3 separate regions of the Homo sapiens genome follow, and regions 1 and 2 are each linked to region 3. Evidence: chromatin contacts called from ENCODE Hi-C or POLR2A ChIA-PET data. All regions are on one chromosome and are shown on one strand. Each heading gives the region's core, a stretch centred on a gene start or an enhancer-like site at or near the end of the contact. The rest is flanking DNA. Distances are from core to core; before and after follow the strand shown.

What was found. Hi-C counts contacts between places; a loop is a spot of excess contacts on that map. ChIA-PET counts read pairs that join two places held with the same protein, here RNA polymerase II (POLR2A). Pooled maps may share reads with other maps.
Region 1: a map of ascending aorta shows a loop between it and region 3 (3-fold over the local background). The contact joins two enhancer-like sites. A Hi-C loop is called at or near these places in 16 of 168 maps with a recorded cell type or tissue (GM12878, HCT116, MCF 10A and 13 more), 4 of 37 single-sample maps with no recorded cell type and 16 of 50 pooled maps. POLR2A ChIA-PET finds 5 or more read pairs at or near these places in 3 of 52 experiments (Panc1, activated T-cell and endothelial cell of umbilical vein).
Region 2: POLR2A ChIA-PET joins it to region 3 with 10 read pairs in Panc1. The contact joins two enhancer-like sites. A Hi-C loop is called at or near these places in 39 of 168 maps with a recorded cell type or tissue (GM12878, IMR-90, MCF 10A and 24 more), 14 of 37 single-sample maps with no recorded cell type and 40 of 50 pooled maps. POLR2A ChIA-PET finds 5 or more read pairs at or near these places in 5 of 52 experiments (AG04450, GM12878, H1 and 2 more).

The regions. Positions count from the first base shown.
Region 1 is chr15:98,913,326-98,916,025 of GRCh38, forward strand. It overlaps IGF1R (insulin like growth factor 1 receptor), which reads left to right. Exons shown (of 21, transcript NM_000875.5): 9 at 2,639-2,700. Among named protein-coding and RNA genes, the nearest start is that of PGPEP1L, 93 kb to the right of the region's middle. RefSeq lists an enhancer at 1,991-2,060. Within about 2 kb of position 1,451, at least 11 of the 41 ENCODE cell types and tissues checked have a DNase peak (open chromatin) inside an H3K27ac peak, as active enhancers do; they include ascending aorta and prostate gland, where a contact is called at or near this core.
Region 2 is chr15:98,843,651-98,846,896 of GRCh38, forward strand. The region is part of intron 2 of IGF1R (insulin like growth factor 1 receptor); the gene reads left to right. It overlaps LOC124903561 (a long non-coding RNA gene), which reads right to left. Exons shown (of 2, transcript XR_007064773.1): 1 at 1-3,246. Among named protein-coding and RNA genes, the nearest start is that of MIR4714, 61 kb to the left of the region's middle. Within about 2 kb of position 1,746, at least 2 of the 41 ENCODE cell types and tissues checked have a DNase peak (open chromatin) inside an H3K27ac peak, as active enhancers do.
Region 3 is chr15:99,057,681-99,060,918 of GRCh38, forward strand. No RefSeq gene overlaps it. Among named protein-coding and RNA genes, the nearest start is that of LUNAR1, 45 kb to the left of the region's middle. RefSeq lists enhancers at 148-749, 750-1,349 and silencers at 1,367-1,536, 1,647-1,696. Within about 2 kb of position 1,376, at least 18 of the 41 ENCODE cell types and tissues checked have a DNase peak (open chromatin) inside an H3K27ac peak, as active enhancers do; they include ascending aorta and prostate gland, where a contact is called at or near this core.

The DNA.
Region 1 (2,700 bases), core at 201-2,700, 140 kb before region 3:
AAGCTCACTGGCCTTGCTTGTACCAGGTGTCATTGTAGGGTTAGCAGTGAGCTATGCCTGTTGTCTTTCTTGTCAATAGGTAATACTGTGTCATATTCATTTCCCCACTGCTAACACATTAGGCTCTTCTGTGCCATTTTCTGGCCTCGGTACTATCTTCCATCATCTCCTGCTTTGTGCCTGTGAGCCCAGGTCCTCCAGGGTGCTGGGCTGGTTTCATTGGAAGGCCCAGCCTGGAAACAGCCGTCTTCAGCTGCCCTTGTTTCTTGTTTGTTTTGATGTTCAATCCTCCAGGAACTGAAACCATGCTGATCTGTGTTCCACTTAATTCATGTAGCTCACTGGTTTTCCATCTTCATTCTGGAGCTTATAGAGTTCCAAAGAGGTCAACAAAAGTTGAAAGCCTGCAGATGTAGTATGTTGTGGATATTCAGAGTATTCACTGATGATGAGGTTCCTCCTTCCTTTATCTTTAGGTTCTAAACCATCTCATTTCTCAACTCCAGATCTGGAAACAGTAAAAGCAAACGTTAATAGTTTCCAGTATATAAAAACTAGTTTAGAAGTAGGAAAATCCACTTCAGTTTTAAAGACACTGATTGTTTTAGTGTATTGGAGCTTCTATCACAAAAAAACAGTGTAGCCTGGGTGGCTTATAAGCAATAGAAATGTATTTCTCACAGTTCCAGAAGCCACAAAGTGCAAGATCAAGGCGCTGGCAGATTTGGTGTCTGGTGAGGGCCCACTCCCTGGCTCATAGATGGCTGTCTTTTCATTGTGTCCTTGCATGGTGGCAGGGATGCGGGAGCACTCTCCGGGGCCTCTCATAGAAGGGCCTGGATTCCATTCATGAGGGCTTCACTCCCATGACCCAATCACCTCCCAAAGGCCATGCCTCCTAATTCCATCCCCTTAGGGGTTAGGATTTTGACATGTGAGTTTTGGTAGGGGACACAGGCATTCACTCTATAGCACTGATAAACATTCTTTGATAATAGCCATTATTTTAGTGGGTAAGGTGTTTTTAAATACCCATAAGCGAGCACAAAATCAGTTTAAATGGCAGAGAGGAGGGTGAGAAGAAAATGCTGGTGGGGAAAACCTTTTGCTGTGCACGCCTGCTCCTTCCTCCACTCCTACCCCATCTCCATGACCCTGTAAGTGGCCACAGTCATGTCACTGGGTAAAGTGCTTATTGAAACAAAATTGGCACAGGCTTCTGATCCTGCGTGTGGGTTGGTGTAGCAGAGGTTCAGTGCAACAGAAGAAGTTTTTCATCTTAAAATTTGGAAGTAACCCCTGGCCAGCAATTCACTGTAGTGTTTGGGAAACATAGGAATATCTGCTTATTGTGACAGATTCTCAAGAAACCTGTTTCCTTTCCACAAAGATGGAAACCAGGCACTGTACCAATGAGTCAGTTCACTACGTTTTGTCCTCTGTCCTTACACGCAGCGGAGACAGACGAGAACTTGGTCCTCTGCCTCTGCTGTTTGGTGACACCTATCGTAAGAATGTATCTAGGAATGAGCTGTTTGTTTTTGAAGTACTTATTTTTGGAAACCCTAAAGTGGCTGAGCATCAAGTGGTTGTGTTTTCTCTGAAAACGCCAGTATTAGTCATAACCTTTTTCCAAAGTATCATCCCTTAAAGATGTTCAGAACCTTGTGTGTATCGTATAACCTGGAGCACCCTCAAGCTGTCCGCCCTTTTCAAGTTTTAAAAATGGCTTAGGCAAACATATTGCTTAAGTGATATCCAGTGAAGGTGTCTCCTGTGCTTTGAAAAACCATCAACATTGATGCTTTTTTGTGACCCAATAAGGACAAGATTTCAGTGGTTCTGGGATGCATTTGATCTTTATGCACACTTCAGCTCTGGGTTTCAGTTCAGGGGTCAGCATAAGTAAAGCTTGATCAGATAACTATGCTTTGCCTATAATCGGCATTCATTCTGCTGGTGACAGAGTCCTTTGCTCAAAATGAGGCTTCCATGCGTTTGCAGTTCTAAACTGCTTTTCAGAGTCATGCCTCAGTCATTGTACTGAAGGATGCCTGTGGAAATGGTGGACTTCCGTGTTCTTTGCATTGCCTCTCCCCCATCCCTCTTACACACAGCTGTGACATGGGCATGCACACTCCTTCACACACACAGACTCTCCAGGCCCCTTTCCACTTCCTCTTTCCATTTGGCTTCATGACATTTTTATCAGAGATTCAAAATCTCAGATGAAATCCAAGTCAGCCTGTTTTACCAGTTGTCGAAATTGCCGGAGTGCAGCACTGTGGAGAATGGCAGTTGTAATAAATGAGAAATACCAGGTGTTTGAATTAGCTGTAGATTTTCACATTGTCTCTTCTAACCCTGCTTGTGCCCCCGCAGCCTTTTTCCATTTACAACTCAGTAATGTTTGTTTTCACAGAGATTACCGGAGGAAATAGATTATAAAGGGAAATGTTGGCATTTATAGTAGTACTATTTCAAAATAAGGTTCACTTTTCACTTTGTATTTCATTGTTCATTGTTATTTTCTTATCCAGGTCAAACTGGCAGTTTCCTGTTGGCTTGCCAGAGTATCTGATAGCCTGACTCTTAAGTTCATTTCATTTTCTAGAATGTTCTTTGTTCCCCTCTCCAGTTCCTTCCATTCCCTTGGACGTTCTTTCAGCATCGAACTCCTCTTCTCAGTTAATCGTGAAG
Region 2 (3,246 bases), core at 496-2,995, 210 kb before region 3:
AACCCTGAAAGAAGAAAAACTCACCCATTTGAGCTTTCTTTTGTTTCCACTGAGCAATACGGAAGAAATTCACCGCTGGTTATAGGTCTTCAGTGCTTTCTTCAGAGTGGGATTGTTTTTTGTTTCACCATAAGTAGTAGTCTATTAAATTAACAGTTGCTAGAGAAGAAGCTGCATCTATATATGCAGTTCTCTTCTTGTCAAGCAGTATATTTTCACGATAGCAATGAAAAAATTCCATCCTCACCAGCCGCTGAAACATAGTAATACTGCAGAAATTCCTGTGAACTATGCGTTTGCTGCTTCCTTTTGTTTGTTTGTTTTCAGAGCAGATGGGCTTGTTTGCTTTTTGCTTAAACATTAATCAAAAATCAATTTATGGCTATGTAAGTGGCATTAGATAATTCTCATTCTGACTACAGTAAATAATATCTATTTGTTCATGTTAGATAAGTCTGGGCGGCAGTGGAATGTAAAATAGAATTACATGAGATATGACATATGGCTATGTGTTTTATAAATTAATGCTTTTATGCATGTGGGAGGAGAAGTAATTTAGCTTACTGACAAAAAGAAAAGCAAAGGAAATTCCAGAGAAAGAACAGGATACCAAGTCTAAATAAATTTGGAAGACAAAGAGAATATCATAGTTTAGTTCAATCTTTTAAACAAATTGTCACAATTTATACGTTGGGATAAGAGAACCATGAGAAAAGGTATATTCTAAGTCCTGAACATCTTTCTATACCCTGAAGATGTTTTTATAGCTCTTCTGCTGACTCCCTGCCAAAAAAACTATTTACGGTTTGGGGTAGGGGGCGTGTCATGCCATACAGCTAAATACACTTTTTTCCTAATCTAGGAGGCATGTCTACTTACAAATAAATTGCTTAAACTAGTTAGGCTTGTGTAAATGTAACTGACATTTCCTTGAGATCAGAAAAAGTTTTGCTGATTAACTATATTTGTGTGTGTGTGTGTGTGTGTGTATTTAGAGAGAAGGAGGGATTTTATAATTATTACAATTTGATTTGAAATGTCTAGAGAAAGTGAGAGATTATGGAAATTACCATAAATGCTCCCTTTTTCATAGATTTAGATCTGTTAATTGCAAGAAATCTTTTTTTAAGTGAATCAATGGGAACTTTTTATTTCTTCCCTAAGATTCATTTAGCCTTGAAAAGGCCAAAAGTTGAATGAAGCTTCTAAATGCCAATCTTTCCCTCCTTCTGTTAAAGAGTATGCTTCAACTATAATTACATTTGCATTGTTTAAAATATTAGTAATTCTACAGCCAGACCTCTGAGATAGCTGAGAAACCAAAAAGTGAAGTTCAAAGACATCATCAGGCACCCTCTCCACACACAACATACCAGGCCCACCAAGGAGTTTACATGAGTGTTTTTGCCTTGTTAGCCGTGGAACGACCTGGGCAGTACCCAAAACTTAGCAAACTCTTCTTGTACCTTGTATTCAGTAGACGGTCAGTAGCACCGAGAGTAGGGAGAAGAGTAAATATGTTTCTAATACTTTATTCAATGTATGTTGTTAACAGTGTAGACACTCTGACTTTCCTTGTGAATTGCGCCTCAGTATTTAGTTTTCATTTACCCTGGATCAGATAGGGCATGATAACCTTTGAGGGGCTTTGTGCATATGTAATTTGGAATCTGAGTCAGTCGGGCTGTGTCTCTCCCAACTTCCCTTCTCATATTCTTCTCTCTCCTCCTCCTCCCCTCCCTCCTCCTCGCCTCCCTCCTCCTCCCCCTCCCTCTTCCTCCCCTCCCTCCTCCTCCTCCCCTCCTTCCTTCTCCTGCCCCCTCCTCCTCCCTCCTCCTCCTTCCTTCTCCTCCTCCCTCCTCCTCCTTCCTCCTCCCCCTCCTTCCTCCTCCTCCCCCTCCTCTCTCCTCTTCTCTCGTTTCTCTTCTCTCTCTTCTTTCTCTCTTCTCTCTCTACCATTGCTGTCAGTTGAGATGGGCCTGTGCGGCACTTTGTTTGCAGTTGATTGGCAATCTTCTGTTCTACTACTGCATCTGAATCATCACTTGCTTCCACCAGTTCTCTGAATGTCTTACCTAGTGATCCTGGTGGGGAAATTACAGTGATTAGTGTTCCAATTCTTGTTTGCCCATAAGTGTTTCAAAGTAGTATTTTTAAAAACTCTTCTAAGACATTCTCTCTTCTCATAGTAGATGCAGTGAATCTTAAAGGTGCCCTAACTAAAATTTTTGTGCTATAAAATTGGCAGCTTTACAAAATAAAAGGTTCGAGATATGAGCCTGATCAAGGCTCTGCATTTGCAACAATATCCTTGGTTTGCCTGGCCCTGTTATATTTTGCTGTTGTGATATGACTCCTGCCAGTGCTATTTCCATTTAACCTTTGTTTTTCTAAAAGACAGTAATAATTTTTCATTTCTAGGGAGTCTCTGACATCAGCTAAAGGAAAGACACTTTTCTTTGACTGTATATACATTTCTCCCCATTTCATTAATATCAAAGTTGCTCTTTCAAATGGCTTATAAAATTTTAAAATTACACCAGTTGCATAAGCCTGCATAAAAAGCAGACTCCTACATAAGCTGACAATGCATTTGTACCGTGGTGTTGAGCAGTTTTAACATCCTCCGTGCCTCTGTGCTTCTGCTAGCTACTGCTCTGATAAAGTTATCAAGGTATCATTGGATGCATTGACCAGGATGAAGACACAACAGTATGGCCTTATTAAATTTGGAAATAATGAACAGACGAGTAGAGAATTTAGGAGCAATATAGGCAAGCTTAATAGGTCTTTACTTTGGGGCCTGTAACTCCAACTACATATGGAAGAATTTAAGTACAGGAAAAGTTAAGCTCTTTTCCCAGTAGTTCTGCTGACAAGTTGGGTGACTTCGGGATGGTTACCTCTTCATGATACCACACGGTGATGGTAACAGAGGCACTGTCCAGTCTCTGGTTCATGCACACTGGTCTTCTCAGGGGTCCCTGTATAGGTGACACAGTGGAGAACAGGGCAGTACTGCCAGACTCAGGGACCCAGTTCATCGAGAGGGGCAGTGTTTCTCTTATGCTGCCTTAAAGGCATTGGATGCCTTTTGGAAAGCCAGTGGACAACTCCTGCATCCACCCAAGATTAATGTTAACAGCTTAAAGAATCATTGCAATCAAGGGAAATTTTGCAACACTTTGTTGGGATATTTTTAAATAAATGTGTGAACACCTTGTTTTAGGCTTGCTGAAAATGACC
Region 3 (3,238 bases), core at 126-2,625:
TGACTCTTTTAAAAGTTGTCTGTAATTGTGTGACTTGGAAAATTAATTTCCTTCCAGATGAAGAAACCCGAGGCAGGTCTTATGAGTGACAATTATTAGTAACCACCTCAGGAAGCAGCTGGAACAATGAGAAGGGGCGGAGGACCGTGTGAGACCTGCAGGCAAACACAAGGGCTGCTTGCAACTTGCCTAAAATAGAAAATAGAAGTTAGCAACAGCTTCCCCGCCTGCCAGGCCCCTCTTTGGAAGGCTCTGTGCGGTAACAAGTACCATGGCAGGATGCTACCCAAGAGCCTCTCTGGAGATGGACAAGAACCCCTGGGGCAGTTGAGGCGAAACGAATGCCCCCTGGCTTCCTTCCCACCTCTGGGGCGCAGGTTCCCCACTAGAGTCACCTCCAGGTGCTGACGCCCTTTTGCTTCCTTCTGCTGAAAAAGTCAAACCAGTTACTGTTTTGATTCTTTTTTAAAGGTTTTAGAAGAATGACACATATTACACAAGCTTTATTTGGAGGAGTCATTGGCGAGGTAATGTGCTCTTAACCGTGGAACAAGCCTTGGCGCTGAAGCGTGAAGGACGCGGTTCGAATCCCAGCTTGGTCACCTTCGCCTTTTTGAGCTGCCCAGGATAATAAGAAGGTTGGGCAAGGCTCAGCCTGCACGTGGCTAGAAACATAATCCCAGCACTTTGGGAGGCCTAGGCGGGAGGATCACGAGGTCAAGAGATGGAGACCATCCTAGCCAACATGGGAAACCCCGTCTCTACGAAAAATACAAAAATGAGCTGGGCGTGGTGGCGCGTGCCTGTAGTCCCGGCCACTCGGGAGGCTAATCGGTTGAACCCGGGAGGCGGAGGTTGCAGTGAGCCGAGATCGCACCACCGCACTCCAGCCTGGGGGTCAGAGCGAGACTCCGCTACACATCACCAGGCTCACCTGAGAGGCTGGAAAAGCAGGGGCGGAGGGAGGAGTGGGGAAGAGAGGGAAGGGGGTGGGGAGCAAAGTACCCGAGCCGACACCGATCCCCAAACTGTACCTTTTCAATTATCTTAGTAACTTTCACCCCAATGGCACGGCTTATCTTAACACTGATTACCGCACCCCGCACCCCCCGCTATTCTCCCCCACTCCGCGCACTCCCAGATGCTTCACATGAAATCGACATGGCAAAGTCACAGCCTCGAACTGAAACGGTTTTCCAATTTTGGAAGCTTGACTGGCCATAAAAAGGTTTTGTTTTTTTCTTTTCTCTCTTCTTCCCTGCCCGTGACGCCGCCCCCTCCCCCGCCCTCCCTCCGCCCCCACCCCCACCCCCACCCCCTCCCCACGCTCAAGAGCGGATCCGCGCCGGCCGCGGCGGAACCTACGCGCCTGTTTTCCAGCGGCCGCTCCCCGGCGCTGCCCGGCGCCGCCCCCTGCCGGCGGGAGTCGGAGCTGCTCCCGCGTGCGCGCCGGCCGCGGCGGGCTGATGACCCAACGCCGCAGGCATCCGAGGATAACCTTTCCCTTTTCTTTCCAAGACCAAATAAGGGGGCTCTTCCCTCTGCGCGCCAGGCCCGCGGCAGTTAGGCCAAGGGGCGTGGAAAGGAGGATCCGGGAACGAGGCTGACAGTCGGCAACAACCGAGCACATTGTTCCCGCGGCGCCCGGCCTCCCCCTCCTCCCGCGGGCCCGGCCCGTGCCCACCCTGCAGCCCCAGGCGCGGGGAGCCAGGCGGGATCGGCGCGACCCCGGACCCCGTCGGCAGCTCCGCCAAGCCCTCCGGCCCCTCCCCCGAGAAGAAGTGAAGGGCGGGGTGCCCGCGGGCCCTCGCCCCGGTGCAGACCCTCCAGGCTCGCGGGGCAGCCGACCGGGGACCCCGGCGGGGGCCAGGCCCGACTGCCCAGCCTCGGAACCCTGGCATCGCCCCCGAGGGAGGGAGTCACTGGTGGCTGACAGTGTTTGGTAACCACAGAAACCGAGATCTGACCTATATTTTCGAACACGGCCTCAACTCTAGCTTTCCTTCTAGAAATCAAAGTGAGAGAATCTGACTTGCTGCTAATTTTCCTCCTGCTTTATATTCCAAAATGCCACCCGGAAGGCTAGGCAAGTCAGGAAACCTCGCTGGCGGTGTGGATGGCTGGTGAGGGTCCCCGGTGCTCCAGTTAGGAGGCAGGGGCTGTCCCCTCTGCAGCCTCCTGCCGGCCACAGCGTCCTCCTGCCCACCAGCGGCTGGTGCATTTCTGGAGGGCAATTGGATGATATTGATCAGGATTTAAAATAAGTGCATTGTTTGACGATTTCATTCCACTTCTCGGTGTTTATCCTAAGTAGGTGCTGGGAAGGGTGCACAAAGACAGACCTTCTAAGCACAGAGGATGGCCACAGTCCTGCTTAACAGTAACAGTAGTTGGCCTTAACTGAGCATTTACTAAGTGCTAGAAACTGTTCTAAACATTTTACAAATAGCTACTCACAACATCCCTATGCTGCGGGAACTGTATTATTTTTTATTTTTATTTTCTGTCGCCCAGGCTGGAGTGCAGTGGCGCCATCTCAGCTCACTGCAACCTCTGCCTCCCGAGTTCAAGCGATTCTCCTGATTCAGCCTCCCGAGTAGCTGGGACTACAGATGTGCGCCACCACGCCCGGTTAATTTTTTGTATTATTAGTAGAGACAGGGTTTCGCCATATTGGCCAGGCTGGTCTCGAACTCCTGACCTCATGATCCACCCGCCGCGGTCTCCCAAAGGGCTGGGATTCCAGGCGTGAGCCACCGTGCCTGGCCAGGGACTGTATTATTAATACAGCCAACCCTCCATATCTGTGGATTCAACCAACCATGCATGGAAAATATTCCAGAAAAAAAAATTCCGCCAAGTTCCAAAAAGCAAAACCCGAATTTGCCATGCGCCAATTACTACTACATTGAATCCACAAGAATGAAATGAAGTGTTGGCATTGTATGGGGTATTATAAGTAATCCAGAGAGATTTAAAGTGTACAGGAGGATGTGTGCAGGTTATATACAAATATCACACCATTTTATATAAGGAACTTGAGCATCTGTGGATTTTGGTATGGGGCTCCTGGAACCAATTCCCCACGCATACCGAGGGACAACCGCACCTCCATTTAATACATGAGGAAACTTCTCAGAGATGCTAGGTTTCTGCTGACCATCACCCAGCTGGGGAGTTGCACAGCCAGGAATGATGCCACGCTCTGAGGCTCCAGAGTCTGTGCCCTTGACCGCAA